2 separate regions of the Homo sapiens genome follow, and region 1 is linked to region 2. A link is a contact called in ENCODE Hi-C or POLR2A ChIA-PET data. All regions are on one chromosome and are shown on one strand. Each heading gives the region's core, a stretch centred on a gene start or an enhancer-like site at or near the end of the contact. The rest is flanking DNA. Distances are from core to core; before and after follow the strand shown.

What was found. Hi-C counts contacts between places; a loop is a spot of excess contacts on that map. ChIA-PET counts read pairs that join two places held with the same protein, here RNA polymerase II (POLR2A). Pooled maps may share reads with other maps.
Region 1: a loop to region 2 is called in a pooled map, with 2.4 times the contacts of the local background. The contact joins the promoter of WDTC1 here to the promoter of LINC00339 in region 2. A Hi-C loop is called at or near these places in 1 of 50 pooled maps. POLR2A ChIA-PET finds 5 or more read pairs at or near these places in 2 of 52 experiments (OCI-LY7 and WTC11).

Annotation. Positions count from the first base shown.
Region 1 is chr1:27,233,306-27,239,275 of GRCh38, forward strand. WDTC1 (WD and tetratricopeptide repeats 1) reads left to right here and starts at 1,327. Exons shown (of 16, transcript NM_001276252.2): 1 at 1,327-1,646. WDTC1-DT (WDTC1 divergent transcript) reads right to left here and starts at 1,124. Exons shown (of 3, transcript XR_947117.2): 1 at 957-1,124; 2 at 140-297. RefSeq lists silencers at 1,147-1,206, 1,407-1,556, 1,747-1,796, 1,957-2,006.
Region 2 is chr1:22,020,852-22,026,946 of GRCh38, forward strand. LINC00339 (long intergenic non-protein coding RNA 339) reads left to right here and starts at 4,340. Exons shown (of 2, transcript NR_023918.2): 1 at 4,340-4,521. It overlaps LINC01635 (long intergenic non-protein coding RNA 1635), which reads right to left and starts at 5,197. Exons shown (of 3, transcript NR_110692.1): 1 at 5,113-5,197; 2 at 3,955-4,115; 3 at 3,143-3,594. RefSeq lists a silencer at 2,069-2,188 and enhancers at 4,625-5,226, 4,838-4,947, 5,025-5,319.

The DNA.
Region 1 (5,970 bases), core at 77-2,576, 5.2 Mb after region 2:
AGTATTCAGGTATTCACAGACAAATTCGTACTCATGATGTGAGCAGAATTGGAAAAAAAAAAAAAAAAAAAAAAAAAAAACAAGCGACACATGGAGTGATAAACACTATAAATGCCAAATACATATATTCAGTCCTTACTGAGAGCGGGTGCTGTCTGGTTTTCACAGGAAAGACAGGCAGTGTTAAAAGGCTCAGACTCTGGTGTCAGGCAGATCTGGGTCTAATTCCCAATTTGCCAACTTATCAGGACCCCGGGGGCAAGTTGCTTTTAGCCTTTCTGCTTCAGCTTTCCTTTTCTGCAAAACACAGACAGCAATAGTACCTAGCTAAGAGACTGTACCCAATCCAGTGCGAATAAAAGTGAATTATTGTTAGTATCTGACAAATGGCACCCTATGGGTGACAAGTTTCCTTTGTCAGAAGGTGACACGTCTTCCCTTTCTGACTTGAGGTTTCACGGGTGGGGCCTGGTCTCTGCCTTAAGAAGATAGGCTTAGTGCCACCCTTGTCACCTTGGGAACTTCCTTAATAAAGAGGAGGGTCTCTCCTCCATCAGACCCGGGACTCCACAAGGCTGGAACTGCGTCTCTTCCTCAGAGGTGGGAGCAGCAGTGACTCCGCTAGGGTCAGATGGACCTAGTCGCTCCCATCACCCCGAGGGCACCCAGAGTGTGTGTGGCTGACTCCTCTCCAGGCTACTCAGCGTAGGCCCGATTCTCTTTCATTCTCTTCCTTAAGGCCCAGGAGACGTCAGTGAGGACTGTGCCACTTCAGCAGCCCCCCAGAGCAGGAAGGAGTGGGCTGAGGAGCCCCCCGGGGCCCTAGCCTGAGAGGTCCCAGAATTCGGGGGCTGAGAGGAAGTCTTAGGAGCTCTTAAGGGGCTGTGAGGGGACCTGGGGTTCAGTGGGCGAGCGTGTGGGCGGGTGTCCCAGAAGCGGTGTGAGGAGCGTTTTACCCGGTGGTGGGGTGGGAGGTGCGTCCGGGTAACTAATGGCAACCGGGCGGGGTGAGCCCGCTCTGCAGGAACTCCTCGACGGCGAAAAACTACGACTCCCAGGGTGCCCCAGGGCTTAGCCCAGCTTTCCCGCCCGCCCACTGGCTGCCGGTCCCGCAAGCGGCGAAGCCCATTGGCCACGGCGGTGCGGGGCTCCCCCACTAGCAGGTTAGTGGGCGCCGCCGGCAGCAGACGTTGACCGGGCGCGGGGGGGTAAGTGGGGGGGCCCGGCTAGCCATTCTGGAAGCGGCCGGGCGCAGTCTTCGTAGCGTACCCGCCGGCTGCGAGGCGCAGGGCGGAGGCGGAGACTGCGTGGCGCAGGCGCGTTGCTGGGCTTCTCCTGGGTCCCCAGACAGCTGGAGGAGATAAACAGAGGAGGAGGAGGGAGGGGAGTGCGTGTGTGAGAGCGCGCGAGGGAGTGTGAGTGTGTGTGAGCGCGGGTGTGAGGCGGTGCGCAGGGGCGGGCGGAGGCGCTGTCCGGCCCCGGCCAGGCGCCGGGCGGGGAGCATGGGAAGGGGCTAGAACTGCTCGAGCCCCCCAGCCCCCTCCCCGGGATCCGCGCCCCCCTTCCCGGGAGAGGGGCCGCCCCCCCCGGACGGACATGGGCTCCTGAAGTTGCGCCGCTGCCGGTCGGGGGAAGAGACCTGACAGGTACGGGTCACCGCCGCCCCCTGCCCTCCGCGGGCGCCGAGGCGGGGACCGGCTCCCGCAGCCCCGGTGAACGGGCCGCCCGCTCTGGGCCGGCTCCAGCCCTGCCGGCCTGGGGGCCTGAGCCTACCCGCCTCGGGGCCCCGGGTGTCCCGAGAGGGGCCAGGCCTCGCCGGGGCGGAGGGCAGAGTGGTCCGGGGGCGGGGTGGGGGCGGAGGGTTTGGTCGGGACGCGGGGGGAGGCTGTGGGAGTCCGGGGAGGCTCTGCGGAGGGAGAGGTGGAAGTCATTCCATCATGGGACTTTTTTGCGGAGTTTTTGTTTGACATCTGATCTGGCGCCGGAGTCAGGAAGAAGGGGCAGGTGTAAGTGCTGGGAGGGCAACGCCGACCTGACCTGCCCTCTTAGCTTCTCGCTCTCTCTCTTTCTGTTTTTCTCTCTCTCTTTCTGTGTGTGTGTGTGTGTGTGTGTGTGTGTGTGTGTGTGTGTGTCCACAGCAGATGCCTTCAGTGGCCCATCCTGGCACCAAACAACTCTGCCAAGGTGTTTCCACCAGGCGACTGTAGCACCCCGTATACAAAGGGCCTCTGCTTGGGAACGGGCTATTCAGTACCCACTTCAAAGGGTAAATAGGAAGTGAGGAGATAGAAGAGAGACTGCGAACCAGCAGGATCCACTTCTTGGACTGAAAGCCGCAGTGGGACGCCCCTTTGCCAGATTGGTTGACTTTGCTTGGTGGCTTGGGCTCTCTCTCCTCTGCGGGTGTACTCCCAGGGTTTCTAGAGGAGAGGTACAGGGGCCTGTAACTAATGTCTTAATAGCCGAATTTGACTGTTTTCCCCAGAGTTCTTTTCTTCTGTGACTTTCTTTAACCTCCTGAAGTACTGGTAGAGCAACGTTATAGTTTTTCTCTCAAGTTGGTGATTTTAGGAGCCTGGTAGGGTGGCTGAAGCTTCCCCATTCATTCCAAGGATGGGGTAGATGATCTGGGTAAAGTGGCAGTGAAGTCTTCCCTTTCTAACAAAGCCTGAAACCGTTTTGAGAAGAAACTATTTTGAGGGCAGCTTCTGACTCAAAGACGTTACGAAATCCCCACCTAGGACACCGGTATGCCCAGTGGTCCCTACTAAGCTTTTCTGTGTCTTTTAGAGTCGTTGAGTGGCCAGCTTCTGCTCACTGTACTGAAGGAACTACTTAATGCTATTTCTGTCTTGAGTTCTGGCTTATTCTTCCTTGTGATTCTTATATCTTTAGCGGGATTGAATTGAATTTTTGCTGTTGAGTGTAATAGCCAGATCCTCTGTAACAGACCAGGGAGTAACTAGTTGGGCTCCTTTGGGCCAAGTCTGAGACTTACTGAGGTTTCTTCATTGTAGGTTGTTGTATTTCGTTGGCAGGTGGGAAATGACCTTTTCCGTCATAGTTTGTGATCATGCTGCTTTAAGGCTGGAGTCCTGCTCTCCTTTCCTTTTTTGACCTATATGGGAGCACTTCTGTTCGAGTCTTATCTCAATTTGAAGGAACAGTGCTTTTGGATCAACTCTGCCGAATAATTGAGCAGTAGCCCATATTTCTGCCTGGGACACCTTCATTGAGGGTCACGAGGGAAAGAGAGAACACGTGTAAATATTATGATGATGATGTTAACAACTATTTACCAGTTTCATACAATTGACAGTTTTTTTTAGCCGGGAGGAGTTCAGTATTGACTCATTGGGCATCTTATGTAGGGTGTTTTTGCACACCTAGACTTTAGGATCTGGAAAGACAACTGAAAATCTTGAAGCCCACTGCCAAACATTTGTGGATCTTGGGCCAACTGCTAAGGAAGATCTAGACTATGACTTGGTCTTTAATTATTTTTATTTTTTTCTCCTTTATGTATGTATGTATTTATTTATTTATTTTTTGAGATGGAGTCTTGCTCTGTTGCCCAGGCTGAAGTGCAGTGGCGCGATCTCAGCTCACTGCAACCTCAGCCTCCTGGGTTCAAGCAATTCTCTGCTTCAGCCTCCCAAGTAGCTGGGATTGCAGGTGCCTGCCACCATGCCCAGCTAATTTTTGTATTTTTAGTAGAGATGGGGTTTCACCATCTTGGCCAGGCTGGTCTTGAACTCCTGACCTCGTGATCCACCGACCTCGGCCTCCCAGAGTGCTGGGATTACAGGTGTGAGCCACCGCACCTGGCCTCTCCTTTTATTTTTATTTTTTTGAGATGGGGTCTCACTCTGTTGCCTGGGCTGGTCTCAAACTCCTGAGCTCAAGGGATTCTCGTACCTCTGCCTTCCTAGTAGCTGGGACTACAGACACGGCCTCCGTGACCACTCTCTTCTCTCTTTTTAAAAATTAAGGAATGTTGCTGACATGTGCAGTTCTGAGTCTCAGAGAGGAAGTCAAACAGAACATGTAATCTGGTGATACTTGTGTTTTCTTTGGGTCACTGGTTTAGTTATCTATTCTGTTTCCTTTCTTCTTTCCACCTCACCTTTCCAGATGCTCCACTGTATCTTTAGGCTGCCATTGCAGATTGCTGGGCCCACAAAACCCTTAGGTTGTACTTTCTTAGCTGTCATCTCTTGAAAAGCCAAAGTTCTGGCAGTTGCTATTAGAAACCAGTTCCTGGCTGAGCGCGGTGGCTCACGCCTGTAATCCCAGCACTTTGGGAGGCTGAGGTGGGCAGATCACGAGGTCAGGAGATTGAGACCATCCTGGCTAACACGGTGAAACCCCATCTCTACTAAAAATACAAAAAAAATTAGCCGGGCATGGTGGCACGCGCCTGTAGTCCCAGCTACTCAGGAGGGATTTTCCTACTAAGGCAGGAAAATCGCTTGAACCCAGGAGGTGGAGGTTGCGGTGAGCTGTGATCGTGCCATTGCACTCCAGCCTGGGCAACAAAAGTGAAACTCCATCTCAAAAAAAAAAAAAAGAAAAGAAAAGAAAAAAAAGAAAGAAGCCAGTTCCTTGGTGTAGTTAATTTACTTTGAGAGGTATTTGCCAGTTGGGATATGTCCTAAAAAGTGACTGACATTTTATTCAGGGCCTGGTATATCTTGAGCTCAGTGCTAGCTAGTATTTTTACTTTATCCAGTGTAACCTTCATGACTGTCCTGTGAGGTGAGAATCATTTTCCCTATTATACCTATGAAGAAACAGATTCAGAGAAATTAAGTTATTTGCTTAAGGTCACACAGCAAGTAAGAGGAAGGACTGGAATTCAAACCCAGGTCTCTCTGCTCTGTGATATTGAATTGCCTCTGGGACTGTGACACATGAAGAAGAACTGAAAAGACCAAGGCTAAGAGCCTGGGGGAACATGATACCTCATTCAAATACTTGAAGATTGTCATGGGGAAAGGAAACTGGATGTTCTCTGTGATTCTAGAAGGCATCTCAGGATTAAATGACATAATTTCCAAGAAGGTAGACTTTGGTTTGATAGGAGATAATGTAGCTTTCTAAAAACAAAATGGGCTGCCTTGTGAGGGAGTGAGTTACCCATCATTGCAGATATTCAAGCAGAGAGTTTGCCACATCTTTTTTTTTTCTTTGAGACAGAGTCTTACTTCGTCATCCAGGCTGGAGTGCAGTGGCATGATCTCAGCTCACTGCAACCTCTGCCTCCCAGGTTCAAGTGATTCCCATGCCTCACTTCATCTTCCAGGCTGGAGTGCAGTGGCATGATCTCGGCTCACTGCAACCTCTGCCTCCCAGGTTCAAGTGATTCTCATGCCTCAGCCTCCCAAGTAGCTGGAATTATAGGCATGTACCACCACGCCCATCTAATTTTTGTATTTTTGTAGAGATGGGGTTTCACCATGTTGACCAGACTGGTCTTGAACTCCTGACCTCAGGTGATCCGCCCGCCTCAGCCTCCCAAAGTGCTGGGATTACAGGTGTGAGACACCGCGCCCAGCCCCGGCTAATTTTTTTGTATTTTTATTAGAGACAGGGTTTTGCCATGTTGCCCAGGCTGGTCTTGAACTCCTGAGTTCCACCTGCCTCGGTCTCCCAAAGTGCTAGGATTACAGGCATGAGCCACCGCTCCTGGCTTTTTTTTTTTTTTTTTTTTTATGAGACAGGGTAGATGGGAAGACAGGTGTGTGCCATCACGCCTGGCTAATTTTTTAATTTTTTCATAGAGATGGGGTTTCACTATGTTGCTCAGGCTGGTCTCAAACTCCTGGGCTCAAGCAGTCTGCCTACCTCAGCCTCCCAAAGTCCTGGGAATACAGGTGTGAGCCACCATGCCCAGCCTCCCTGTCTGTTTGATCTGTAAAACCTAACATGGCTTGGCACGGTGGCTCACACCTGTAATCCCAGCACTTT
Region 2 (6,095 bases), core at 3,090-5,589:
TCACGCCACTGCACTCCAGCCTGGGCCAAAGAGCGAGACTGTCTCAAAGAAAAAAAAAAAAAAAGACAGTGCTGAGAAATCTTGTTCTCTGCCTGGCCAACATGGTGAAACCTCATCTCTACTAAAATACAAAAATTTGCTGGGTGTGGTGGCGGGCACCTGTAATCCCAGCTACTCAGGAGGCTGAGGCAGGATAATTGCTTGAACCCAGAAGACGGAGGTTGCAGTAAGCCGAGATCGCACCATTGCACTCCAGCCTGGGCGACAAGAGTGAAACTCCACCTAAAAAAAAAAAAAAAAAAAAAAAAAAAAGGAATCTCATTCTCTAAAATCAGAGACTGTCAGAAACTTTGCTGTTTGAAATCACATCAGTGAGAGCAGAACATCCCACGCTTCTCTAGTGGGTCAGAAGAGCCAGGTTTGATACAGAGACATAGCCTGTATCTACCCAGATGCAGAGCTTCAGATAAAGGGTTTTTGGACACAATAGTCTATATTTGTCTTACCTTTGTGGTGTCCAAGGAAACAAGACTCTGAGTCTGATTCTCAGCCCACGCCAGATGTTAACCCCTTTACACATTGCCAGCTTTGCTTTGCACCTATCAACACGGCTTCATTTCAATTTCACCTAAACTCCAACCTCCTCCAAATCCTATGATAATCCCATTTCTTCTTTTGTTTGGTGAGACCCTCCACAGTTTCTCTGGTGTGTTGTCTCTCTTGCTACATCAAGTTAATAAGCCTAATTTTGTTAAACTACAGCTACATCCCTAGTGGTCTTTTTCAGATTGGATTTGTCATAAAATTCAGGCTTTCTCTTTTCTTTTTTTGCTTTTGAGATGGAGTCTCACTCTGTTGCCCAGGCTGGAGTGCAGTGGTACAATCTTGGCTCACTGCAATCTCTGCCTCCCCGGTTCAAGCAATTCTTCTGCTTCAGCCTCCCAAGTGGCTGGGGTCACAGGCATGCACCACCACACCCAGCTAATTTTCTATTCTTAGTAGAGATGGGTTTTCACCATGTTGCTTAGGCTGGTCTTGAACTCCTGACCTCAGGTGATCCACCCGCCTCAGCCTTCCAAAGTACTGGGATTACAGGCGTAAGCCACCATGCCCAGACCTTTTTTTTTTTTTTTTTTGAGACTGAGTTTTGTTCTATCCGCCCAGGCTGGAGTGCAGTGGCTCAATCACAGTTCACTGCAGCCTCAATCTACTGGGCTAAAGTGATCCTCCCACTTCAGCCTCCCAAGTAGCTGGGACCACAGATGTGCACCACCACACCAGGCTGATTTTTAAAAAATTTCTGTAGAGATGGGTCTCACTATGTTGCCTTGGTTGGTCTCAAACTCCTGGGCTCAAGGGATCCTCCTGCTTCAGCCTCCAAAAGTGTTGGGATTACAGGTGTGAGCCACCACGCCCAGCTGCTCTGTTCCTTTACTCACTCATTGATCCATTCATTCAGTGTTTGTCCAGCCTATGCTCAGTTTGTTGTTGTTGTTCGTTTTTTTTGAGATGGAGTTTCACTCTTGTCGCCCAGGCTGGAGTGCAATGGCGTGATCTCAGCTCACTGCAACCTCCGCCTCCCAGGTTCAAGCAATTCTCCTGCCTCAGCCTCCTGAGTAGCTGGGATTACAGGCGCCTGCCACCATGCCTAGCTAATTTTTGTATTTGTAGTAGAGACGGGGTTTCACCATGTTAGCCAGGCTGGTCTCGAACTCCTGACCTCAGGTGATCCGCCTGCCTCGGCCTCCCAAAGTGCTGGGATTATAGGCGTGAGCCACTGCGCCTGGCTCCTATGCTCAGTTTTTGTTTTTTTGTTTTTTTTTTTTTTTTTGAGACAGAGTCTTGCTCTGTCGCCCAGGCTGGAGTGCAGTGGCGTGACCTCAGCTCACTGCAAACTCCGCCTCCCGGGTTCACGCCATTCTCCTGTCTCAGCCTCCCGAGTAGCTGGGACTACAGGCACTCGCCACCACGCCCGTCTAATTTTTTTGTATTTTTGGTAGAGATGAAGTTTCACCGTGTTAGCCAGGATGGTCTCGATCTCCTGACCTTGTGATCCGCCCATCTCGGCCTGCCAAAGTGCTGGGATTACAGGTGTGAGCCACCGTGCCCGGCCTATGCTCAGTTTTAAGTACTGGGGTCATGGTGGTGACAGGGCAGACAAAGTCCTTAGCTTTGTGGACACTGCCTCTAGTGGATGAGATAGAAAATAACTAGGTAATCACAAAAACAAAGTAACAGGTTATAAAGGAATTGGAAGGGTGCCCGGGGTCGGGGGATAGAGGAGGTGGGCAGAAAAGGAGACGCTACAGTTGAACTGGAACCTGGGTGAACAGATCTCAGGAAAGAGCACTGCAAGCAGAGATCAGCAAAAGAAGTGAAGATGAGGCCGGGTGCGATGGCTCACGCCTGTAATCCCAGCACTTTGGGAAGCCGAGGTGGGTGGATCGCTTGAGGTCAGGAGTTCGAGACCAGCCTGGGGAACATGGCAAAACCCTGTCTCTACTAAAAATACAAAAATTAGCTGGACAGGGTGGTGCAAGTCTGTAATCTGAACTACTTGGGAGGCTAAGGCAAGAGAATCACTTCAACCCAGGAGGTGGAAGTTGCAGTGAGCTGAGATCATGCCACTGCATTCCAGCCTGGGTGACAGAATGAGACTCTGCCTCAAAAAAAGGCTGGGCGTGGTGGCTCACACCTGTAATCCCAGCACTTTGGGAGGCTGAGGTGGGCGGATCACCTGAGGTCAGGAGTTCGAGACCAGCCTGGCCAATATGGCGAAACCCCGTCTCTACTAAAAGTACAAAAAATTAGCCGGGTGTGGTGGCTCGTGCCTGTAATCCCAGTTACTCGGGAGGCTGAGGCAGGAGAATCGCTTGAATCCGGGAGGCAGAGGTTGCAGTGAGTCGAGATCACACCATTGCACTCCAGCTTAGACAACAAGAGCGAAACTCCGTCTCAAAAAAAAAAAAAAAAAAAAAAAAGAAGTGAAGATGAGCTTGTCAGATTGTCAGATTTGCAAAATAGCCAGAAGGTCAGTGTTCTTGGAGCAAACTGAGTGAGCAGGAGGGTGGGGAAAGATGAAGCACAAAGGCTGAATTTTACCTGGGATGATAAAATAATCTTACACAAGCCGAAACGTATATACTTTCACATAAATTTATGTGCCTATGAAATTGGAGTTGCTCTGGGACTCAAGCGGCATCCTTGCCCCAACCCCTGCTGTTTTCTGAAGCATTCCTAAGGAACCTTAGAGTGTGGGAGAGAGAAATAGCAGGAAGTCCTTAACCTAGTCCAACCCTTTTATTTTACAGTTAGGGAAACCTAAGCTGAGAGAGGAGATGGAAACCTGGTTGTAGGAGTGAGTGGGGAAGGGTTCACGGTCATTCTGGTAGGTAGGGGTAGGGCCAGAGCAAGGAGTCCTGGTTTGTGAACCACCAGCTGGCCGTCTAGGAGTTTACAGACCAGCAGTGGCAATGTTGACAAAGGGCATATCTTCCTTTCCCCAAGAACATTGGCTCTGGAGCAATAACCCAGCAATGGGGGCTTTGGGGTGTCCCTCTTAATCCGGTAGCTCAGCCCATTCGGATATGCCAGCTGGAAAGAGAGAGGGAGAAGTCAACTGAGTACCTCTCTCTAACAGCTCAATCCCTCCCCTTCAGGGTTAAGATCGGGGCTGCAGTGGTTAGCATCTCTGCTTCCTCTAGCCGGCTGTGTCATTGAACCTGTGTGATCAGACGCAAACCAGATCAGTATGACTTCAAAGCTTCATCTTTGAGATGGAGTCTTGCTCCCTCGTCCGGGCTGGAGTGCAATGGCGCAATCTCGGCTCACTGCAACCTCCGCCTCCCGGGTTCAAGCAATTCTCCTGTCTCAGTCTCCCGAGCAGCTGGGACTATAGGCGCCTGCCAGCACGCCCGGCTAATTTTTGTATTTTTAGTAAAGACTGAGTTTCACCTTGTTGGTCAAGCTGGTCTCGAACTCGTGACCTCAGGTGATCCACACGCCTCTGCCTCCTAAAGTGCTGGGATTACAGGCGTGAGCCACCGCGCACGGCTAAAGCTTCAGTTCTTAACCATCAGGCGACAGTGCGTAGTCTGGTAGCAACTGGAAAAGTCCTGCTGAGATTTAGCCTCCCATACACACAGAGTCCCACCCCGGACAGGCTGTATCAACCCCCCACGGCCATATGCCCACTGCTGTTTGCGTACAATGAGGCGGGACCTATAGACTGTATCCACTGACTCATCTGGAGTGATTCCGCGGGGCGCCAATACAAGGACCACTGTCTCCAAACAGCAGCCAGCCACCCCTCTCTCTTGGTTTCCTTCCTTTGAGTGGTGCAAAGGCTTAAGGGTGTAACCTCAGAATGGGGCCCTGAATCAGCTGTGGGCGAGCTCCTAGAGTATCTTAATTCCTGCTTCATCTCTTTCCATTTTGCAGTTGGGCAAACTGCGGCTCAGAAAGATAAAGAACTTCTCCGGAGCGAAAAAGCTGCTAAGAATGTATCCAAAACTCCGCACGGTAAGGACTGAGGACGGTCAAAAGACCACCAAGAGTTAAAACCATGAAGCTGCGTAGTACCGCGGAGGCTAGAGAGACCCGGCCCACCCCTTCCAACCTATGCCCCTCCTCTTAACTTCCGGGCGGGGCATGACTTCCGGTTCCCGCGCGGCGCTCCAAAGCTCGGGGAGTGGTGGTCTCCCTTTCCTGGAGTCATTTGTGGGAGTTAGGGTCTTATCCTGATCTTTCCTCGTCCCCCGCTCCCCCGTCCTCCGAGGTGGCAGCTGCGTAGGTGAACGTTCCCCCTGTCCCCTTCCTTCTCCTTCCTAACCCGAGTACGCTTGCTCGCGGCCACAGTGGCTGCCTGCCCCAGGAGCGGGGAGTCCCTGCCTTTGGGGTAGGGAAATGACTGAAATGTGGGACCTGCGGGCTCCTCGGGCTGACTTGGACCTCACTGCAGCTCTGGAGGTGGACCTCGTCCTGGGACCCTAGAAGCCCATTTCCGCACTCGGGCTAGGCCTTCGGAGCCGCGGCAGCATAGTGGGAGGAGTCGGGCTCAGCTCCCCCCCACCACAACCGGGATTATTTTTATCGGTTGAGTCATCGCACTACCTTTCATCCTTGTGGCTTTGGGCAAGTCCCCGCCCTCCGAGCCTCACTTTGCTTATCTGTGAATGGAAATAACAGTGCCTACCCCATGGGCTATCGGGAGGATCAGTTGTGAGGGAATGCAGTGTGGGGTGTCTGGCCGGCAGAATTCCACAAATGGTAGCAGCGGTTGATGTCACTGGAGGTTCCTGGGGCAGTAATTTATCAAGAGTTTATGATCCTGAACTAAGGATCATACGGAGGAGGATCTGTGTATAACGTTCGGCACAATGTTAGATAGGAAGTAAGGGCGCAGTGCACTGGAGTTATTTTTTCTTTTTTTTTTTTTTGAGACGGAGTCTCGCTCTGTCGCCCAGGCCGGAGTTGCAGTGCCGCGTTGTCGCCTCACTGCAACCTTCTCTGCCACATGGGTTCAAGCGATTCTCCTGCCTCAGCCACTCGAGTAACTGGGATTACAGTCGCACATCACCACGCCTGGCTAATGTTTTGCATTTTTAATAGAGACGGTTTCACCATGTTGGCCAGCCTGGTCTTGAACTCCTGATCTCAGGTGATCCACCCGCCTCGGCCTTCCAAAGTGCTAGAAGTATAGGCATGAGCCACTGTGCCTGGCCTGGAGTTATTTTTTCTCACTGGGTTTTTGAGCAAAGAAAAGGAGTTATTAACTGGTGAGGATAAATTTGTGTTTGGTAAGTCGTCTTCTGAAGCTGACAGGATTTATAAGCCGGGTAAATTGTGGTGCTGGTTCATCTTTGAGAGCCAGCCTTAAGAATTGGCCCACTGACTGCTGGGCGTGGTGGCTCACATCTGTAATCCCAGCACTTTGGGAGGCCGAAGCGGGTGGATCACCCGAAGTCAGGAGTTCGAGACCAGCCTGGTCAACATGGTGAAACCCCATCTCTACTAAAAACATAAAAATTAGCCAGGTATGGTGGTGGGCACCTGTAATCCCAGTTACTCGGGAGGCTGAGGCAGAGAATTGCTTG